Linked DNA regions of Homo sapiens: region 1 is linked to region 2. A link is an interaction called in ENCODE POLR2A ChIA-PET data of the cell type or tissue named here. Cell type or tissue: MCF 10A. All regions are shown on one strand. Each heading gives the region's core, and the rest is flanking DNA. Links, peaks and the distances in the headings are about the cores only.

Evidence for each region. Peaks named below come from ENCODE experiments on the same cell type or tissue, not always from the same donor. Only the 100,000 strongest peaks of a DNase experiment are listed, where the experiment ranks them.
Region 1: POLR2A ChIA-PET joins it to region 2 with 5 read pairs; 2 of 35 experiments call an interaction of 5 or more read pairs at or near these places.

What each region holds. Positions count from the first base shown.
Region 1 is chr19:4,711,353-4,715,352 of GRCh38, forward strand. It overlaps DPP9 (dipeptidyl peptidase 9), which reads right to left. Exons shown (of 22, transcript NM_139159.5): 4 at 2,729-2,985. Among named protein-coding and RNA genes, the nearest start is that of DPP9, 10 kb to the right of the region's middle. RefSeq lists enhancers at 1,721-2,920, 2,391-2,892, 2,893-3,392. In MCF 10A, for the core only: no CTCF peak of the experiment used is centred there; a DNase peak (open chromatin) is centred at 2,369.
Region 2 is chr19:4,373,889-4,382,144 of GRCh38, forward strand. The region is part of intron 1 of SH3GL1 (SH3 domain containing GRB2 like 1, endophilin A2); the gene reads right to left. Among named protein-coding and RNA genes, the nearest start is that of SH3GL1, 23 kb to the right of the region's middle. RefSeq lists enhancers at 1-13, 3,682-4,414, 5,400-5,479, 5,940-5,989, 6,040-6,139 and 8 more and a silencer at 1,384-1,678. In MCF 10A, for the core only: no CTCF peak of the experiment used is centred there; a DNase peak (open chromatin) is centred at 5,723.

The DNA of each region.
Region 1 (4,000 bases), core at 1-4,000, 330 kb after region 2:
CTCGGGTGTGGAGGCTACGTTACACAGAGAGACAGGCCTGTGCGGCTGGGATTAAGTGAAGGCTCTTGAGCTGAGGAGATGATCCTGGATTACCCAAGTGACCCAGATGGCATCATGAGTCCTTATCAGAGGGAGGCAGGCCAGGCACGGTGGCTTACGCCTGTAATCTCAGCACTCTGGGAGGCTGAGGCAGGCGGATCACCTGAGGTCAGGAGTTTGAGACCAGCCTGGCCAACATGGAGAAACCCTGCTTCTACTAAAAATACAAAAATTAGCTGGGTATGGTGGCAGGCACCTGTAATCCCAGCTACTCGGGAGGCTGAGGTAGGAGAATCGCTTGAACCCAGGAGGCGGAAGTTGCAGTGAGCCAAGATTGCGCCATTGCACTCCAGCCTGGGTGACAGAGCGAGACTCCATCTCAAAAAAAAAAAAAAAAAAAAAAAAAAAGGAGGCAGAGGGGAATTTCAGACAGAAGAGAAGAAGAGGAGGAGGAGGAAGCTGTGTGACCATCAGGCCAGAAGTTCCAACGTTGTGGCCACAAGCCAAGGGATGCTGGCCGCCACCAGAAGCTGCAAGAGGCCAGGACTGGTTCTCCTCTGGAGCCTCCAGAGGGAGCGTGGCCCTGAGGAAACCTTGATCTTGGATTTCTGCCCTCCAGAAGTGTGAATAATTTTCACAATGGCAGCCACAGAAAACTCCTCCAAACGCCCTGACCAGGACAGCAACCCCAACGGGAGCAAGTGGCCCAAGACTGTGGGCGCCACAGGATAAAAAAGAGGCAACGGCCCATGGCAGCCGTGGTCTGTACACTTGTAGTCGTAACAGCCAAGCTCTCTCAGGTAACTGAAACTCAAGCCATTTCAGTCCAATTTCTCCCAGACTAGAGTTGGCCAGCATTCTTAAAGGCCCAGACAGCCCAGGTGCAGTGGCTGATGCCTGAAACCCTAGCATTTTGGGAGGCTGAGGCAGGAGGACTGCTTGAGCCTAGGGGCTCAAGACCAGCTTGGGCAACACGGCAAAACCTCATCTCTACAAAAAATACAAAAAATTGTCTGGGCATGGTGGCACGTGCCTATAGTCCCAGCTACCTGGAGGGCTGAGGTTGGGATGATCACCTGAGCCAGGGATTTCCAGGCTGCAGTGAGCTGTGATTACACCACTGCACTCCAGCCTGGGCAATGGAGTGAGACCTCATCTCTAAAAAAAAAAATGAAAAATAAAAGGAAGACAGTAAATGTTTTCAGCTACGTGGGCCATATGACCTCTGTTGCGGTGACTCTCCTGCTGTAGCTTGAGAACAGCCAAAGATGTCAGGAAAGTAACAGGGACCAGGAAAACCTGACTTCTGAAGACGGCTGTCACCTGCCGACCCCTGTTCTGGATGATTCTTCCTTTTAAATTCTTTGTTTGCCAGACCACCATCTGATTCCCACACAAGTCTGTCTGTGGAGAGGGACTGCGCTGATGGCGGAAGAAGACAGCCACCTGGTGTCCACCTCGGTCACTGTTGTTAGCATGTGGTCAGCCTCAGGCAGAGGATGACGGCCGTTCACTGGTTCCAATGCTGGCTGGGGGCTGCAGCACACGCGGGCCTGGGCTCAGGGGCTGAGGACACCACCATGAGTCCCATGGATGAGTGCAGCGGTCTGGACAAGGATCCCAGCGCCACCCCACCCCCAAGGAACACTTGGCGATGTCTGAGGACATCTGTGGTTGTCACCACTGGGATGTGGCTGCTCCTGGCATGGAGTGGGTGGAGGCCAGGAACGCTGCTCAGGACCCTGCAGTGGCCGGACGGCCCCACCCCAGAGAACGATCTGGCCCCAATGTCCATGGTGCCAAGCGGGAGAGACGCTGCCTTTGGTCCCCAGCCATGTGTCACGCTGCTTTCAAAGACACAGGCCTGGCTGATCTCTCCAAGGTGTCCTTCCTCCCAGCTCTTAAGGCCTCTGGGTGCAGTGGGCACCATCCGAATATCCGCTGCCCACCTCACGGGAGCCAGGCCCACAGTGGCTGCAGAAGCTGCTGGAGGACATGCAGCCTAACCCGTGCCCTGAAGGCACTCGTGGTGCAGAGGAGCCCAGTCCCGTGAGGCACTGCAGACGCTGCAGGAGGAGCTGCGTGCAGGCACACGCCCAGAGGAGGAAGTGTGGATCCAGAGCCTGCAGCAGGGGCTGCAAGCGCGTGGCAAGCCGCCCCTGTGCTGTCACCGGCGGCAAACCAGGTTCTGCCATCCGGGCGGCTTTCCCGGAACCTCGGGATCCTTCTTGACGCACCTCCACGGCGAGCTCCTCCTGGAGTTACTCCCGACTCCCTCTGGGAATGGTTCAGTCCAGTCCTGTTTGTCACGAGCCCCACCCAGCCCGGACCAGGTGGCTGGGAAGTGACTCAGGGGGTGGACCCGGCTGACTAGCACTGGAAACAATCTCCGGGCTTGGAGCCACAGGGCCGGCTTGAGCCACGGCATCCTGGCCACATGGAGGAGCGGGGCTGCCCTGTGCATGGCTCCCTGCACGGCTGACCCTCCGGGGGCCGCCCCACCCACCCCGCGGCAGCCCTTCCCTGTAGTCAGAGCTGTCTGTGGCTGAGCCTCGAAGGACAGCATGCCCAGGGCCCAGCCATCCGAGCAGATCTTCCAACTCCTGTGGACCTCTGGGAACAGAGAGGACCAGGGAACTGTGGTCCCAGATGCTGTCCCCGCCCAAGCAGCCTGCAGGGCCCGGCTTACCCAGGTAGTAGAGGCGGTGGGAGTGGGGCCCAGACTCATCCGTCTTCTGCACAAACTGGAAGTCGTGGGGCGCCTTGTTGACAATGAGGCCCGAGTACTTGCGGCTGCCGTGGATGATGCTCCGGAGCCCGTCCCACGAGTGCTTCTGCACCTGGAAGCGGGCGGCCGGGTCATCTGTGGCGGCTGCGTCGCCTCGGTCGGCCGTTGGGGTCCCGGTGGTGGCCATCCTCTCAGCCCCCTCGGAATTCAGCGAGAAGCTGCGGGGAGGAAGCAAAGACTATGAGAAAGGAGAACTGTTTTACCTACGAGCTGCCCCAATGCTGCCCCTTGCGAGGCACTCAGGTTCTTCCAGACGAGCCCCACCCCTGCCGCTTTCCCCACTCCCTAAACACTTCTTGGGTTGGTCTACCTCTCTCCATGTCACTAATGCTGCTAAGATTCAAGCCACCATCACCTCTCAAATGAATGATCTTTAAAAACATTCTTCTTTTTGGAGATGGGGGTCTCAACTATGTTCCCCAGGCTGGTCTCAAACTCCTGGCCACAAGCAATCCTCCTGCGTCAGCCTCCCAAGTTGCTAGGACTGCAGGTGTGAGCCACCATGCTTGGCTTTGGCTGAATGACTGAAACCACCTCCCACCAGGATGTTCCACATCCACTGCCAAGACCCCATCACTTAAAACCCTTCCTGGTTTTCCACAGTCCCCGGGATAACAACCAGTTCTCACCACCACCTCAAGGCTGCTGTCGACCCCTGCCAAGCCCTTGAATCTCATCCTTCTTATCCCTGTGACCCAGCCAAATGAGCCTTCACTCAGCTCCTCAAACAGGCCAAATTCCTTTCCACCGCAGGGCCTTTGCACATGCTGGCCCTCCTGCTCGGAGTGCATTTTTCCTCACTTTGCTTAACTTCTTTGATATATGTTTATATATATATACTTTTTTTTTTTTTTTTTTTTTTTTTTGGAGACAGAGTCTCCAAAGGCTGGAGTGCAGTGGCGTGATCTCAGATCACTGCAGCCTCTGCCTCTTAGGATCAAGCGATTCTCCTGCCTCAGCCTCCCAAGTAGCTGAGATTACAGGTGCCTGCCACCATGCCCAACTAATGTTTTTTGTATTTTTAGTAGAGACAGGGTTTCACTATGTTGGTCAGGCTGCTCTCGAACTCCTGACCTCAAGTGATCCGCCTCCCTCAGCTTCCCAAAGTGCTGGGATTACAGGCATGAGCCACTGCACCCAGCCTGCTTGGCCAGCTTCTAATCAGATCTCAGC
Region 2 (8,256 bases), core at 3,401-7,400:
CGGCCCGGCCACCGCAGTCTAAATCGCCTTGGGGGTGCGTTTCTGCCAACTGTGGTGCTGGCCATTCATGCCGTCTCTCAGGCTGTCGGGCCCTGCCCTGCCTGACTCCTGGCTCTTGGAGCTGGAGAAAGGACTCTCAGATTGGCAGAGAGCGATAAATGCTTTGTTGTGTGCGCGGCAGCGAGCCGATGTCATTTGAAGTCACAGCACATGAAAATGAGGGGGAGAAAAAAACTTAGGCAAGAGAAATCCTCCAGATGGGCCCTGGAGGCCCCATCCAAGAGTCTGAGGCCAACACATCAGGGGAACTGGAAGCAGAGAGGGAATCAGCCACTGGAAAGAAGTCACGCAGACGAAGTGGTGACAGCCACGACAGGAAATTGCTCAGCGGTGGCCACAACAGAGTGGCAGCCAGGGGCCAGGGGCCAGCTCTGTGACCATCCCCGAGAGAGAAAGGGGACATTCAGGCCTGGTCTATGATGGTCTGGTGGCCGGAGGCTCCGTGAGGGCAGCCCCAGGGCCAGAAGGACCTCTCCTGTGCTGACAGCAAAGTCACCAGCGGGAGTCCAGCCCACACTGCCTTTCTGATGAGGCCTCCAGCTCTGGCTGCTGACTTTAAACCCTAAGGAACCCTGTGCAGGGCCTGCATCCCGGAAGGCCTCCACCAGCCCGAACCTGGCCCGTCCGCCCTAGATGGGGCAATCGGCGTTTCTCCCGGGACAGCCTCCTCCCTGGCCTCCTGGCCCTCGTCTGCATTGAGAGGCTTGGCCTCTGGTCCGCATGCTGCCCTTCCCGTGCTGTGGCCTTGCAGCCCGGCCTCTCCCCTGCTGTCCCCCTTGGCTCTGGCCTGGCCCCTGGGCCCCTGAGTCACCCCTGAGGTGACTCAGCAGTCCTTGGAAACGCATGCCGAGGACGCACCCTGCCTGGCCCAGCTCCACATGGGTGTGGGGGAGGCTGCGGGCTGCGCCTGGTGGCCGTATGGGGCCTAGGCTGGCCAGTGCTGCCCAATGGTGGGGGCTCCCTCACCGCCCGTCTGGCAGAAGCCATGGGCCACACGCTGTCCCAGCACATGGTGGCAGGGCGGTGACCTGGGCTCGGCTCTAATGACCGGCAGCCCTGGGGCTCCCATCACCACTACCAGTCTGCCCAGGAGGCAGCAGAGCACTGAGCCCGACCTGCTCCCCTCGGGCACCTACGAGACCCACCTGCCCCTCCATGCGTGGGGGAGAAGGGGTGCCCTCTGCTGTGGAAAGCTGGGACCTACTGTCTGTGGTGCGAGGCTGACCCCACAGAGCTCCAGGACAACCCCGAGAGGAGTGGACAGAGCCAGCCGGGCCCTCCAGCCCCCACCTGGCCCAGCTGCCGCCTCTGGGCAGATGTCTCCACTTGATAAACAGGACAGCTAAGGGCCTAGGAGAGACATGCCTGGCCCAAGGCCAGACAGCAGGAGTGGCTAGGAAGGTCAAGGGATCCCCACTGCAGGCCCCACCAACCCTGGCTCTGCCTGGAATGCAGTCAGGGCAGGTGGAAGGGGAGGGGCAACGCCCCAGGGCTGGGCGAGGAATCTGGGAGCAGGTGGGAAGCTCATGCTACCTTCCCAGGAGACGGGAGGACAGGCCTGCCAACCAGGGGGCTCAGCTATGTGGGACACACGCTCCCACCCTTGCCCTTGCACAGGGTTTCATCCAAACATGGAGATGCCAGTGAGTGCCTGGGGCTCCTCTCCCAGGAACAAACCACACCCAGAGCTCCAGCCCGAGCGAACACATCTACATGAAAATCAGCCTCATGCATCATGCATTGTAATTTCTCATCTTGGGGACCAGGCAGGAGGGCTGTGTGACATACAACTGGTAAAATCAGTTTCCGATGAAAACTTATAAAAGGAAAAAGCCAACCCACAAACAAATGAGGCGATAAATCCCCTGAGGCTCCGCCTGGCAGGGAAACACCAGCTCTGCAGCACTGAGCACAGGCTGGTGTTCCCACTGGGGGCAGCATGGAGGATCTGCGTCCAGGGGGCAGAGTGTGATGACATCACCCACATGCACAGGAACGATAAGGCTTTCTTAAAAAACGATCTTTTCTCAACAGCTCCTCAAAAGGAGCTGAGGCAATGCATAGCCCTGCAGGAAGAGACTGGAAATGGTCTTGGAGAGAGAACTGCGGGGCATGGTGACAGCGGTGAGAGGCTGCAGGTGCACAGATCTCAACGAGGGGCCGTGAGTTCCCTCACTCCCTGAGAGCTGAGGAGACTTGCCCGAAAGCCCAGAGCCCTTCCTGAGACACAGAAACCATCTTCACCATCTCTAAGATCCCTTCCATTTCTGAAGGACTTCCATTTCTTTGTGACTGTGGGCCACCATGGGCATGAGTCACCTGTCACCAGAGCCTGGTGTCCCTGTGCAGCTGTGCCAGGTGGGCAGAGGAGACAGGTGAAGGCACATTCCTCAGCGCCCGCTCACAGCTCTGCCCACCGTGCATTCTGTAGAGAACCTCAGCGCCCTCCTCCCTGCCGGCAGCCAGGCAGGGATTTAGGTGGTTTCTGTTTGGCCTCCAGTGCTTGCCTCTCCCGTGTCCTATCCGCCCAGACCTCAGACCTCAGAGAAGCCTCCTCCCACAGGAAGCTCTCCTGATTGATCCCCATCACTGGTCTCCTCACCTTCTCCCAACACACCACTGATGCCTCCTCTCTCGTGCGCCTGCCCCTTCACACTTCATCTTACACCCCCATCTGCCTGGGCGGCCCCCCCATCTCCCCTCAGAGCTTTTGCTCTCGCTGTTCCTTCTCCCTCACTGAGCCTCCCTGGATCTTCCCATGCTGGGTCTTAGCCACCAGGGCTCTGTCCATCCAAATGTCCCCATGGCTGCAAGGCTGCCCCACCCTCCTGCTATCCTCACGGGGCCTCGCATTCCTCTTGCTTGCTTGTTTTCGGGTCCCCTGCTGTCCCGTCTCAGACACAGGAAGCACTCTCCAATGCTTAGCGCCCTAGAATAAAGGACCCCGGGCAACCTCTTGGGGGTCCTCGCCACATCCCACCCCTTGACAGCAGCTAAGCTCCGGGGGCAGCAACTCCCCGCAGTGACCCGGAAGGCAGCCAGATGATACTCCTCCCATCACCTTCCCTTTTGTGGCTCGTGGACGGTTCACCTGGGCTGACACTGATGGAGGCCGCCAGGCCCATTCCCAGCCTGGAGCTGGCTCCCTCCCCAGAGAGCTGCAAGGTTGGGAAAATTTGCAAAGAACAAAACGTGAGCTAGGCAGGCCTAGCCTGACTCACATCCTGGGGACCCAGCTACCACATTTGGGCAGTTTCTTATCCAGGAGGATGCCCGGGAACAGTGACAGGTCTGAGGTCTGGGCGGATAGGACACGGGAGAGGCAAGCACTGGAGGCCAAACAGAAACCGCCTAAATCCCTGCCTGGCTGCCAGCAGGGAGGAGGGCACTGAGGTTCTCTACAGAATGCGTGGTGGGCAGAGCTGTGAGCGGGCACTGAGGAATGTGCCTTCACCTGTCTCCTCTGCCTATCTGGCACACTTACACAGGGACACCAGGCTCTGGTGACAGGTGACTCATGCCCATGGTGGCCCACAGTCACGAAGACAGGTTTTCTGAGGTGTGGCTACCAAAAGCACCCAGGCCAGAAGTCATCCCGGGTGGCACGGGGCAGGGCAGGGGGTGGTGAGAGGCGGTCAGCAGCTCTGCACAGCCAGCCGCGCCTGTGCACTGGGGCCCTCTGCGAGCATTAGGTGCCAGCAGCTGTCACCTTGCAGTGGCCACTCCTGCCCCCTCGCCAGGTCACGTGCACTGGCTCTGGCGCATGGGTGCCCCTGGCCGCTCAGAGGCACTGCCTGCTCCTTACACAGTGATGTCGGTGGTGGAAACCCGGGCTGGGAATCTCAGAATTGCTGACCACGGCCTCAGCACAGAGGAAGCAGGCAAATGGCCCGAGTCCCCCCACCATCTCCCCTGCAGCGAGAAGACTGCAGCCTCTCCTGTCTGAAGACTCGCGTTTGGGTCCCGGGCCTGGGAGATTCTGGCGGGTGCAGCCTGCTTCCCAGGGCCCCTTCTGCCCCGCTGTGGCTCATCGTCCTTGGAGGGACACCACTCGGGACAGGCTCTCGTCGCCAACCCACCCCAAGTTCTCTGTCCTCAAACACAAGCTTCCTGCCAGCAGGGCCAGGCACAGGGACAGGGGTGGCAGAGGCAGCACAGGGCCTGGCACCCAGGTGGCGTCAGTCACTGAGTATATGGTGAGATAATAAATACTAGTTGTTGAGATAACAAATAAATAAGAAGCAGCCCTGCCCTCGGGAGCTCAGGTGTGCCAGTAACACATCAGAGCAAAGGTGTGCCGTAACGCCACGAGGCAAGCAGGCTGACGTGGGATTAGGGTGCCTGGATGGGCGACACCGGGACTGGATGTGGTTCCAGCTCTGCCGTTCGGGGCTGTGACTCTGAGCAGGAACACAAACCCCTCTGAGCCTCGGTTTTCTCAACCATCTCAGGCGTGGATGTGCTTTAGAAACTACACACCACCAGGCCAGGTGCGGTGGCTCACACCTGTAATCCCAGCACTTTGGGAAACCGAGACGGGCAGATCACCTGAGGTCAGGAGTTTGAGACCAGCCTGACCAACAGGGAGAAACCCCATCTCTACTAAAAATACAAAAATTAGCTGGGCATGGTGGTGCATGCCTGTAATCCCAGCTACTTGGGAGGCTGAGGCAGCAGAATCGCTTGAACCCGGGAGGCGGAGGTTGTGGTGAGCTGAGATCGCGCCATTGTACTCCAGCCTGGGCAACAAGAGTAAAACTCTCTCAAAAAATAAAAATAAAAAAAACAGAAACCATACACCACCCTACGATCCTAGGCTACTGTGCACTGAGCAACTGAGTCCCGAGGAATGATGGGTGTGGGGCCGGCCAGGGGTTTCACCTCCGCCCCACGACACTGCCTCTGAGCCCAGTTTTTCTGGAGCAAGAGGCTTCATGCAGGCCCTTAAGAAGAAGAAGAAAAGGAACACACCTTACCTGAGTCACACCCATCTCCAAGGGACCCTGGTGAGGCACTCACAGGACCACGCACACCAGGAAAAACTGGCTACAGCTGGCTGATCGTGCACGAAATCTCATGTTGCGCCCAGAGCGCCTCCAGATCAGCCACAGAGTCAAGTCCCGGTTCCAAAATGCTCACAGCACGGGACATATTTGTCAATGGCCGTGACACAAATTCTGAGGTTCTACTGGCGGACGAGGGCGGGAGGAAAGAAGCAAAGGACTGCCAGGCTTGGTGGCTCATGCCTGTAATCCCAGCACTTTAGGAGGTCAAGGAAGCAGATCACCTGAGATTGGGAGTTCAAGACCAGCCTGGCCAACATGGTGAAACCCCAGGCATGGTGGCTCATGCCTGTAATCCCAGCTACTTGGGAGGCTGAGGCAGGAGAATTTCTTGAACCCAGCAGGTGGGGGTTGCTGTGAGCCAAGATCACACCACTGCACTCCTGCCTGGGTGACAGCGCAAGATGCTGTCTCAAAAAAAAAAAAAAAATAAAGCAGCAAAGGACCAAGAGAGAAAATGACTCAACTTAAAAAGAAGGTTGGTAGAAAATTCCCCACATCCCTGACACACACCTGCTGCTGTCTCACACCCCAGGCAGCTGCCACAGCCGCTGCGCCCTCTCTCCTGTTTCCCAATCAACCTGCATTCCTGTCTTCCTACCAGCTGGGAACTTGGCACAGCTGCCCATCCTGAACGCAACTCCTTCCCTGGGGATGTCCCGCCCTCCCTGCACCTCTGCACACCCACGCTCTTCCTGCCTTCGAGAACGTGCCTCTGTGCATGGGCGAGCCTGTGGCCGTGACTGTGACCCCTCACTGCCAGGATGGCTGCTGCTGCGACGTCAACACAAAGCACGCCGCTCTGCCTTGTGCTTACTTGTATTTTGGGGGGAAAGCAGCCCTGCCCCCCAAGGCTTGCTTCTCTGTTGTCATCGCCCCAAAGGACAAGGGACTGGTGCTGCCACTTCCTGAGCTACGAGCAGTAAGAATATTCAAATCTCTCCCACCCTGCCATCATGGTCTGGTAGCCAGGCTCCTCCCAGGGTGGCTTCCACTTCCCTGGAAGGACTGGCCCCACGGATGCTGCATGGGCTCAGGTTGGAGGGGAAGGACACGGCAGGGCAGACCCATGCTGCTGGGGCCCCAGTGCTGGGGGCCTCCCTCCAACACCTGCCTAAGGGATGCCCAGGGCAGGGCTCTCTCCCTGCACCGGAAACTCTCCCTCCTTTCCTTGCTTCTTCCTACATCCAAATTCTGCCCATTCTTCAAAGCCACGGTCTGGAGCCATCACTGAGGTCCAAGTCAGGCTGAATGAGTATTTACCTGTGCCAGGTACAGTGGAAAAGGAAAGACACGTAACCCAGGCTCGCACACACACAAGAACCTAAGGCCCTATGACAGACAGGACGCCAGCGGGGAGGGGCCGCTTCCTCCTTGCGGGGAGGGAGCCAGGGTGAGGCAGGAAGGAGGTGGCCGTGGCCGTGGGCTTTTAAGGATGGGTGGGATCTGGGAGCACGCAGGAGAGAGGGCATGACATGAGCCTGCAGCAGTGAGGCTGGCTTGGAAACATGCCCAGGACAAGGTTTGGAAGTGCCCGTTTGGAAGATGTGGGAGGGCGTCACGGGTGGGTATCTGGCTCCAGCTCTTGGACTGGAAAAAACGTGCGTCAAACTCATGAATTGTCAACTGTCTTCAGGACAGTCGGCGGTTTTGAACATGATCTGCTCTGGTGTTTCTGGGGTGTGTGGTCCCCTCAGGCTTAGACGGGCAATAGCATGTTCTGTGTAAACCTGAATGAGGGGACGGTTTTCAAAATCCAAGTTAAGTAACGGGGACTGAATTTTCTATCAGTCCACTAGCTTTTAAGTCACCAAGGTGGGATTCCAGAGGCCAGGGAACAACTTCTGCGAAGTTGAAGATTAGTTCCACAGAGTGTCACAGCCAAGGAAGGCTGGATGGAACCCCAGCTCTTAGCAGGGCACCTCAAGCCAACATGGCAAAGTGAACCGGTCCTATTTCCTTGTTGATTTCAGGGATGAGAGCTAACAGAGGAAAAAACAACTCTGTTTCCCCACCGGCCTCCTCTCCCTCTCTCTGTTCCCCCAGCCTCTCTGTCCCCCTGCCTCTCTCTGTCCCCTCTCTCTGTCCCCTTTGCCTCTGTCCCCCTGCCTCTCTCTATCCCCCTGCCTCTCTGTTCCCCTGCCTCTGTCTCCCCTGACTCTCTCTGTCCCCCTGCCTCTCTCTCCCATCTCTCTCTGTCCCCTCTGCCTCTGTCTCCCATCTCTCTCTGTCCCCTCTGCCTCTCTCTGTCCCCCTACCTCTGTCTCCCGTCTCCCTCTGTCCCCTCTGCCTCTCTCTGTCCCCCTATGTCTCCCGTCTCTCTGTCCCCTCTGCCTCTCTCTGTCCCCTCTGCCTGTCTCCCATCTGTCCCCTCTGCCTCTCTCTGTCCCCCTACCTCTGTCTCCCCTCTCTCTGTCCCCTCTGCCTCTCTGTCCCCCTACCTCTGTCTCCCATCTCTCTGTCCCCTCTGCCTCTCTCCGTTCTCCTGCCTCTGTCTCCCCCGCCTCTCTGTCCCCCTGCTTCTCTGTCTCCCGTCTCTGTCCCCCTGCCTCTCTCTGTTCCCCCTGCCTCTCTCTGTCTACCCTGCCTCCGTCTCCCCTGCCTCTGTCTCCCCTGTCCCTCTCCACCCCCTCTGCCTCTCTTCATTTCCCCCGCCTCTCTGTCACCCCCCACACGCCTTTTTTTTTTTTTTTTTTTTTTGAGACAGAGTCTCGCTCTGTTGCCTAGCTGGAGTGCAGTGGCGCGATCTTGGCTCACTGCAAGCTCCACCTCCCGGGTTCACAACATTCTCCTGCCTCAGCCTCCCGAGTAGCTGGGACTACAGGCACCCGCCGCCACGCCCCGCTAATTTTTTGTATTTTTTAGTAGAGACGGGGTTTCACCATGTTAGCCAGGATGGTCTCGATGACCACAACAAATCGCCACAAACCTAGTGACTTACAGCCACACACGACGTCTTCAACGACATATTAAAGCAACACAAAGTCTTCACTAGGTCAGACCCTGACAGGGATCACCCCGGGCTAAGATTGAGATACTATGAGCTGCACTCTATTCTGGGGGTTCTGGGGCTTTCCTGCCTTTTCCAGAATCCAGAGGCCACCCACATCCATTGGCTCACGGCCCCCTCCTC